Linked DNA regions of Homo sapiens: all the other regions are linked to region 1. A link is a contact called in ENCODE Hi-C or POLR2A ChIA-PET data. All regions are on one chromosome and are shown on one strand. The core of a region is the stretch at or near the end of the contact, and the rest is flanking DNA. Distances in the headings are between cores, read along the strand shown.

Region 1 (2,817 bases), core at 96-2,595:
TCCTTAAACAAAAGTCTTAGGATCCTAATGTCAGAAATCCTATCTACAGAAACAACGGGGATGCAGATGGTCAGTGTCTAGGGCTACGTGACTTTTTGCAATAAGGAAATGGGCCAAAGTGCAGCCTGATTACTGCTTCATTATAACTATTAATATATTTCTGTCCAGAACCCAGCATGCAATTTTTGTCAACCCTGTGGAGATGGTTTTACAATCAACACCCAGATCAAGAACACTTAATATTTAGACAAATCTCCTGAGTCTTTTTCCTCTGCCTAGTTTCTTGTTTGTTTTTACACAGCCATGATTATTCTGTATCCTCAGCTCTGCATCCTGCCTTTCACACTTAGCACTATAACACAGGCATTCTTTCACATTAGTACAAATTCTTGTAAATCTCAGACTTTTTTTTTTTTTTTTGAGACGGAGTTTCATTCTTATTGCCCAGGCTGGAATGCAATGGTGCGATCTCAGCTCACTGCAGCCTCCGCCTCCTGGGTTCAAGCAGTTCTCCTGCCTCGGTCTCCTGAGTAGCTGGGATTACAGGCGCCTGCTACCATGCCTGGCTAATTTTTGTATTTTTTAATAGAGGTGGGGTTTCACAATGTTGGTCAGGCTGGTCTCGAACTCCTGACCTCGTTATCTGCCCGCCTAGGCCTCCCAAAGTGCTGGGATTACAGGCGTGAGCCACCGTGCCTGGCCATAAATCTCACTTTCATTAGCTGTAGTATTAGGTGGATATACCAATTTCTCTTAATCAACCTCCTATTACTCCTAATTGGTGGCACCCAAACATTACCAATTATTTGGGTGTTATTTTGCTTTTATTTAATTAATTAATTAATTTATTTATTTATTGAGACACATCACTCTGTCACCCAGGCTGGAGTGCAGTGGCACAATCTCAGCACACTGCAACCTCTGCTTCCTGGGTTCAAGCAATTCTCCTGCGTCAGCCTCCCAAGTAGCTGGGATTACAGGCATGCGCCACGACACCCGGCTAATTCTTTTTTAGTAGAGACAGGGTTTTGCCACATTGGCCAGGCTGGTCTTGAACTCCTGACCTCAAGTAATCCACCCACCTTGGCCTCCCAAAGTGCTGGGATTACAGGCATGAGCCACCACACCCGGCCTTATTTTGCTTTTATAAAAAACACTGTGTTGAACATCTTTGTGCATAAAGGGTTTTTTTTTTTTTATAGCTATGTTCTTTCTTTTCCCAGAAGTAGAATTCCTGGGTCAGAGAGTCTGAATTCTTTGAAATCCAGAGTGTAATGATTCTCTCCTCAGTCCTTTCTTACAGGAGAACTCCATTCAATGACTCAGCATAGCTCCAGTCAGCAGCCCTGCTGGGCTCTCTTCCTGTGTGGTGTCCACATGGTGAAGCCCTAAATAATATTCTGCAGATTGTTTATTTCATTTGGATACCAAGCTAAAAGCCAGTGGCAGATTTGGAGCCAACTATTAATTATTTATCATAACAAGGACAGGAATAACCTGTCGATATAAAAAGAAACCCAAGGAAAATCCCCAAATCTTGTTTTTGACATTGGTTTCCCCTCCTCTTTCCCAGCCCTTCCTGGAGTAACTGATCTTCCATGGAATTGAGGGAGGCCACCTTGTTCCCACTTTGGGGTTAGGAGGCATGTCAGTCACAAAGTGGGAAGCAAGAGGGAGGGGCTGAGGCTTGGGGCACTGGCCACCCTGGCACAGTTGAAGGGCCCCTTTAGGAAGGGGACGTGACTGTGCTTTTGAAGATCCATGTCACCATTTCATCTTTCTTTGAGCTGTCAAGTGACTTTTCTCAGTTACTGAGCCCTGGCTTTGGGCCCAGAGTGGAGCACTGTGAACCAAGCTGTGATCAGAAAGATGTCTATCTCCTTCCTGTGTAGCATTGACTTTCCTGTCAGATGAGTCAAATTGTGCCCAGTGGTGCCGACAGTTGAGTCTGTGGGAACTCACCAGCATGGTGGGAGTGGACCGAGAGGCGTAGGGAGAACTGGGGAGGTCAGCAACATTAGGAGCAAGAGGAACAGGAAGGCAGTTGAGGGAGCAGTGGGACCCTTTTCCTGCTATTACATGGCGGTTGCAAATTATCTGCCTCCTGCCAGCCTTACTTTGACCGAGAGGCCCATTTTCTTTCCCTACTAAAAGAATGCTTTCTTTTTTTATTTTCTTTCCTTTTCTTTTTTTTTATTTTTGAGACAGAGTTTCACTCTTGTTGCCCAGGCTGAAGTGCAATGGCACGATCTCAGCTCACTGCAACCTCTGCCTCCCGTGTTCAAGCGATTCTCCTGCCTCAGCCTCCCAAGTATCTGGGATTACAGGTGCCTGCCACTACGCCTGGCTAATTTTTGTATTTTTAGTAGAGACGGGGTTTCACCACGTTGGCCAGGCTGGTCTTGAACTCCTGACCTCAGGTGATCCGCCCGCCTCGGCCTCCCAATGTGTGGGGATTACAGGCGTGAGCCACTGCGCCCAGCCTATTTTTCTTTTTTTTAAGTAAATGGATTTGGGACTGATGATGTGTACCTAATGAACAGCCTCTGCAATGGGACAATTAAGGGACTGTTAAGTGACTTTTTGGTGCCTCAGTTTCTTCACTTGTAAATTGGACCAACAATACACATCTATTTCCTTGGGAGTGTTTTGGAAACTCACCAACTCTTCAGAGTATGGTGAACTCCCTGGTGATAAAAACAGTCGGGTCGGGTGTGCCGGCTCATACCTGTAATCCCAGCACTTTGGGAGGCCGAGGCGGGCGGATTGCTCGAGCCCAGGAATTCAAGACCAGCCTGAGCAACATGGCAAAACCCT
Region 2 (2,817 bases), core at 222-2,721, 42 kb before region 1:
CCTCCTGTGCTGCCAGCTGGCCTGGGCAGCGGGGACCTGCGTCTCTGCTCAGAAACTGGGGTGGTGAGATGGGATTAGCAGGCACGAGCCAAGCCTGTGTCCTCGGTGGCAGGCCAGGCAGCTGGTTCACCGCTTACATAAACGGGGCCAGGAAGCTGAACTTGTTTTTGCTGGCAAGAGCTGCGGCAAGCTGCAAGAGAGTTGAGAAATATGTGTCTCCGTGTGCGTGTTTTTCTCTGGTTATTGACATTTGCAAGTTTACTTGAAGAGGGGGAAAAAGTAGAAAAACAACAAAGCTGTTTGGATTCCTGGCACCCAAACTTAGGTCCCAACTGGGGAGGAACCCCACTTTCCCAGAGCTGTGCTGCAGGGTCCCCAGACCAAAGGGTGTCTGGGCCATGGTGGGGGTCCCAGTGTCCCTGGGAGGGGGAATCCTAGGCCACCGGGGCAGGGAGATATGGGCTTGCTTGTTGGGAGTTACTAGGACCTAAACTCTCTTTCCCTTGAGGAATGGGAGGCAAGGGAGGTTGTGGGAATTTTCCCTCCCCTAGAGCTCTCCAGGGAGAAAGAAGCATTTTTCTGAGGGCACTGGGATGATCTGGTCATCATCCTTCTCCCAAAGCCATCAACTATTAAATAATAAATCCATAGATTCATTATGTGTTTTCAAGCTGAGTATTGTTTGCTTCCTGCCCTCTGAGAGCTAATGATTGGGCGCCATGGGATGCTAGACCGCAGGAGTGGGGGCCTGTGGGGGATCTACAGGTCACAGTCTGAATCCTCATTTCACAGAGAAGGCCAGTGGGCTCTGCCAGGGGCGGTGACGTGCCCATGGCTGCCTGTGAGTCATCACAAGACCAGGAATAGAACTCAGGTCACCTGACAGCACAGAGCTGTTTCCTCTACACCAAGGGGCCTCCTGCTTGTGGAGATGTACTTTATTTTATTTTATTTATTTATTTATTTATTTATTTATTTTCAAGAAGGAGTCTCGCCCAGGCTGGAGTGCAGTGGTGCAATCTCAGCTCACTGCAGCCTTCGACTCACTGCAGCCTCTGCCTCCCGGATTCAAGCGATTCTCATGCCTCAGCCTCCTGAGTAGCTGGGATTACAGGCACACACCACCAAGCCTGGCTAATTTTTGTATTTTTAATAGAGACAGGGTTTCACCATGTTGGCCAGGCTGGTCTCGAACTCCTGACCTCAAGTGATCCACCCGTCTCAGCCTCCCAAAGTGCTGAGATTACAGGCGTGAGCCACTGCACCCTACTGAGATGTACTTTATATTAAAGAACAAATCAAGGCAGACTGTACGTTTGTGTCAGCCCAACCCCACACAATTAATAGTCAGTGATTAAACTGACCAGACCAGACCAGACACCAACACTGACTGTTGAGGAGGAGCTTGGGGGTTTGTTTTCGGGAGGCAATACTGCCTCCTTTTGTGATCTTAGTCCCAGGTGAGGTGCTTCCTTGTCCTCTCTGCAGAATCCCATTCTTTCTTAGCCTGGGCTGAAGCTGCTCCCTCCCTGTATGTGACCCTGGCCTTGGCGCAGTCCTTGGGTGCTCTTCCTCCCTCCTGCCTCTGCGCTGCTTCATGATGCACAGGAGCCAAGGAGGGGCAGGGGACAGTCGGTTTTTTCTCAGGGAGATTGGAAGAGAACAGAAACAAGAAGCAATGGAATGCTCCTGTCCTGGAGGTTGGTGGGGCAGTGGGGAGAGGTGGGGAAGCCATTGAGCCTGCACATACTTTTGACAGGCTTGGCTCATGCCTGCCAACCCCATCCCACCGCCTGGGTTTCTGAGCAGGGACATGGGTCCCCACTGCCCAGGCCAGCTGGCAGCACAGGATGGCCTCCAACCTAACCCAGGCTCTTGGGTTGCAAAGGCATAGCATTTCAGAAGGGGCCACAGAGGAACCAAAAGTCCCCCTGCCTGTGGAGTCAGGCCTGATCTCTTTGAGGGTGCTCACACCCTCCATGTTCCCCTGTAGGTCTTCCTTCCCTCCTTACTGCATTTCAGATACTCCAGACACCAGCCCTCCCCAGAACTCTCACTGTTTTTTGTTTTTTTGAGACACAGTCTTGCTCTGGGTCCCAGGCTGGAGTGCAGTGGCACAATCACAGCTCACTTCAGACTTGACCTCCTGGGCTCAAGTGATCCTTCTGCCACAGCCTCCCAGATAGCTGGGACCGCAGACATGTGTCACCATGCCCAGCTAATTTTAGAGTTTTTTGGTAGAGATGGAGTTTTGCCGTGTTGCCCAGGCTGGTCTCAGCCACCTGGGCACAAACGATCCTCCCATCTCAGCCTCCCAATGTGCTGGGATGACAGGCGTAAGCCACGATGCCTGGTGACTCTCAATTCTTTTTTTTTTAATTATTATTATTATTATTTTGGAGATAGAGTTTCACTTTTGTGGCCCAGGCTGGAGTGCAATGGTGCAATCTCAGTTCACTGCAATCTCTGCCTCCTGGGTTCAAGTGATTCTCCTGCCTCAGCCTCCTGAGTAGCTGGGATTACAGGTGTGTGCCACCACGCCCGGCTAATTTTGTATTTTTAGTATGGGGTTTCTCCATGTTGGTCAGGCTGCTCTCAAACTCCCGACCTCAGGTGATCTGCCCGCCTCGGCCTCCCACAGTGCTGGGATTACAGGCGTGAGCCACGGCGCCTGGTGACTCAGTTCTTAATGCCTTGCATATACTGTTCTCTCTTTATGGAATGTAACTCCCTGTGGCTCCACTTATCAAACCCCCACTCATTTATCAAGGCCCCAATAAAATCTCTCTTCCCCCTTTAGAATAATTGATCCCTCTT
Region 3 (2,817 bases), core at 105-2,604, 39 kb after region 1:
GCAACAAATGCCCATGGAATGAATGAAAGGGCAGCAGTCTTGGAGATTTGCTGAACCTCCGAGGAGCCCTTTACTCGGTGGAACCGCAGAAAATGATGGAACTTCCAAATCAGTGGAGAAGACTGTTGGTTAAACCATTTCCTGAAGCTTTGAAATGCATATCTACACACTTGAGAGGTTACCATTCCTTATGCTCAAGAAGCATAAAAGTCATACACAAGCCTAGCTTTGCAATTCCCCTGAATATCAAAATTAAAATGAACCACATCTATAAAGGGGTCAAATGTAACCAAACAGGAATATCTCATTCAACGACTCTTCTAAACTGCTAACAAAATTCAATGGCTAGTACATTTCTGCAAAACTCCCCACCTCTAAAATAAGAGTTTTTCAAGAATTAAAAAACAGTCTAAGAATTTTAAATGGTCAGGAATTCCCAAATGGTGGAGGGAGAAAGGACCTTAGGAAACCTATCCTCACTGCCTCTTAGGTCTAAAGAAGCCTAGGGCTTAGCAGGCGCCCAGGGCTCCCCTTCGACTGAGAGGTGGTCCAAGGGAGGCTGTATTCTTACCGTCTCTTGCTGCTTAATAATCTTGCCCTTGTCCAGCTCGGGCCCCAGGGAGGAAGGGGAAGAGGACGCGGAGGAAGAGGAGCTGGAGCTGGAGCTACTGCTGCTGGGGTAGTTGCTCTTCCCGTTCTTCTCCTGAGTGTCCACCTTGATGAGCCTGTTGATGTAGGTGCTGCAGCCCGAGCTCTTGGTTGCACCCCGGTGGGGCTCCTCCTCCGTGGCCCGGGAGTTTTTGCGGCCCTTGCCCGCGGCGGCCTGAATCAGACCCTGCAGGCTGTCGCGGGACAGCCGGCTGTCCTTGGGGCCGACGCCGGCCCTGCCGCTCCCCAGCTCGGCCGCCGAGTTCTTGCGGCCCTTGCCAGGACCCGGCCCAGCGCCGCCCGCCTCCGAGTTCTTGCGCAATTTGCCGCCGCCGCCCCCGGGCTTGGCCCGCTCCGACACGGTCTTCAGGTTCAGGGGGAACTCCTTGAACCACTTGGCCGCCATGAGGGGGCCCCGGCCGGCTCGGCCCAGGAGCGTCGGGGCCGTGGAGCAGGCGAGCGAGGAAGCCCAGCCCAGACACGCAGAGGCGCCAGGGGTCGGGGACCACTGCATTCCCCGTGACTGGGGCGCTGGAGGCCGCGGCGAGGCCCCGCGACGGCTGCTCCGTGCGCCCCCGGCCGGCCGTCGCCCACGCCCGGCAGGGTGGGGTTCTCACGGCTCGGGGCGCCGAGCGGGCGGGCGCTAGCCTCTGCTCCGGACACGGCAGGCGACAGGCACGACGCGCGGGGGGCCCCGCCCGGGCTCGTCTTCAACGCCTGCCCGGCCCGAGGACACCGTGGCTCTCGGAGGCGGCGGGCGCCGGGGGCTTCCCCCTGCTCTTTCCTCCTGCGGTGGGAGAGGCCAGGCCCACGGAAGCCCCCTGCGGCCCAGCCCACGCTCCCAGGGACCAGAGAGGACCGAGCGGAGGCGGCGGGAGTATCCCCGGCGCAGCGACAGACGGTGGACGGACGGCGAGCGGCCCATCAACTCCGCGCGCCCCTCCCCTCCGCGGCTGGCGCCTCCCAGCCCCGCCACCTCCTGCCCAGAGCTGGGGGCGGCGGGGTGAGCGCCATGGCAGAGGCGGGTCGGGCTGCGAGCTCTGGAGAAAGGGGCGGCGGCCGCACGTGCGGATCGGCCGCGCCCCACTGAGCAGAGAGCCCCCTTCTGCCGCCGACAGCCCGCGTCTGCACCGAGCCGGTCTCGGCCGGGCGCTGCCTTCACACGCGCCCAGGAGTGTCACGTGCGCCGCTCACCCCCGGGAAGGAAGCCCCTCGCCCACCCACTCCGCTCTACTCCACTCTTTCTGCAGACGTTATTTTTGGCGGTAGGGCAGAGGTTGCGGCCCGAGGTCCGGGCGCAGGGACAACGGTCGCCAGCTCCTGCGCTAGTTCCGTTACTCTTCGGTGGCACACGGTCCTGGGCAGCGCGAGGCTCTTCCCGCCGTGGCCGCCGGGGATTGGCTGCCGGCAAGCCCCGCCCCGTGCCCCCGGGCTCAGAGGGGGCGGAGCGCGGAGGGAGAAGGCGCGAAGGCTGGGCGTCGCGATCGCAGGTGCACGCGCGTGGCCCGCGAGACGAGGTATGGCTTGTCGGCCCCAGGTCCCGGGATGCCAGGCGAGGGTTGGGAGGGAGGGGCGTCGGCAGGCAGCCATGGGAAACGCCCTCGTCCCGACTGATGGGGGAAAGGGGTCGCTGTTCCCGCGGGGCCGTCGCTCGCTCGCGCCGGTTGGGAGCGGCCCTCCTAGTCTGGATTTGTGCGGGCGGGGAGTGCCGTGTGCAGAACTGTGGCCACTTTAAGGGAAAAGACGCCTCTGCCATTCCTCCCTCCCTTCGAAGCCCTTTAAAAGCTTTCTGAGGCCGGGCGCGGTGGCTCACGACTGTAATCCCAGCACTTTGGGAGGCCGAGGCGGGCAGATCACCTGAGATCAAGAGTTCGAGACCAGCCTGGCCAACATGGTGAAACCTGGTCTCTACTAAAAATACAAAAATTAGCCGGGCGTGGTGGTGCGCGCCTATGGTTGCAGCTACTCAGGAGGCTGAGGCAGGAGAATCGCTTGAACCCGGGAGGCGCAGGTTGCAGTGAGCTGAGATCAAGTCACTGCACTCCAGCCTGGGCGACAGAGCGAGACTCCGTCTCAAAAAGACAAAAAACAAACAAACAAAAAAACACCTTTCTGGTTTAAAAAAAGAAATTTAAACTTAGTTTACTGAACGGAAATCTTTTGGTTTAG

What was found. Hi-C counts contacts between places; a loop is a spot of excess contacts on that map. ChIA-PET counts read pairs that join two places held with the same protein, here RNA polymerase II (POLR2A). Pooled maps may share reads with other maps.
Region 2: a map of CD4-positive, alpha-beta T cell shows a loop between it and region 1 (3-fold over the local background). The contact joins two enhancer-like sites. A Hi-C loop is called at or near these places in 10 of 168 maps with a recorded cell type or tissue (CD14-positive monocyte, CD4-positive, alpha-beta T cell, Caco-2 and 6 more), 2 of 37 single-sample maps with no recorded cell type and 17 of 50 pooled maps. POLR2A ChIA-PET finds 5 or more read pairs at or near these places in 19 of 52 experiments (BJ, CD4-positive, alpha-beta T cell, CD4-positive, alpha-beta memory T cell and 14 more).
Region 3: a pooled map shows a loop between it and region 1 (2.6-fold over the local background). The contact joins the promoter of TDRD10 here to the enhancer-like site in region 1. A Hi-C loop is called at or near these places in 1 of 168 maps with a recorded cell type or tissue (mesothelial cell of epicardium) and 6 of 50 pooled maps. POLR2A ChIA-PET finds 5 or more read pairs at or near these places in 6 of 52 experiments (GM12878, Panc1, T-cell and 3 more).

Annotation. Positions count from the first base shown.
Region 1 is chr1:154,461,971-154,464,787 of GRCh38, forward strand. All of the region lies in intron 9 of IL6R (interleukin 6 receptor), which reads left to right. Among named protein-coding and RNA genes, the nearest start is that of TDRD10, 39 kb to the right of the region's middle. Within about 2 kb of position 1,346, at least 19 of the 41 ENCODE cell types and tissues checked have a DNase peak (open chromatin) inside an H3K27ac peak, as active enhancers do.
Region 2 is chr1:154,419,565-154,422,381 of GRCh38, forward strand. The region is part of intron 1 of IL6R (interleukin 6 receptor); the gene reads left to right. Among named protein-coding and RNA genes, the nearest start is that of IL6R-AS1, 14 kb to the left of the region's middle. Within about 2 kb of position 1,472, at least 8 of the 41 ENCODE cell types and tissues checked have a DNase peak (open chromatin) inside an H3K27ac peak, as active enhancers do.
Region 3 is chr1:154,500,865-154,503,681 of GRCh38, forward strand. TDRD10 (tudor domain containing 10) reads left to right here and starts at 1,355. Exons shown (of 13, transcript NM_182499.4): 1 at 1,355-2,165. It overlaps SHE (Src homology 2 domain containing E), which reads right to left and starts at 1,548. Exons shown (of 6, transcript NM_001010846.3): 1 at 572-1,548. The coding sequence starts at 1,162.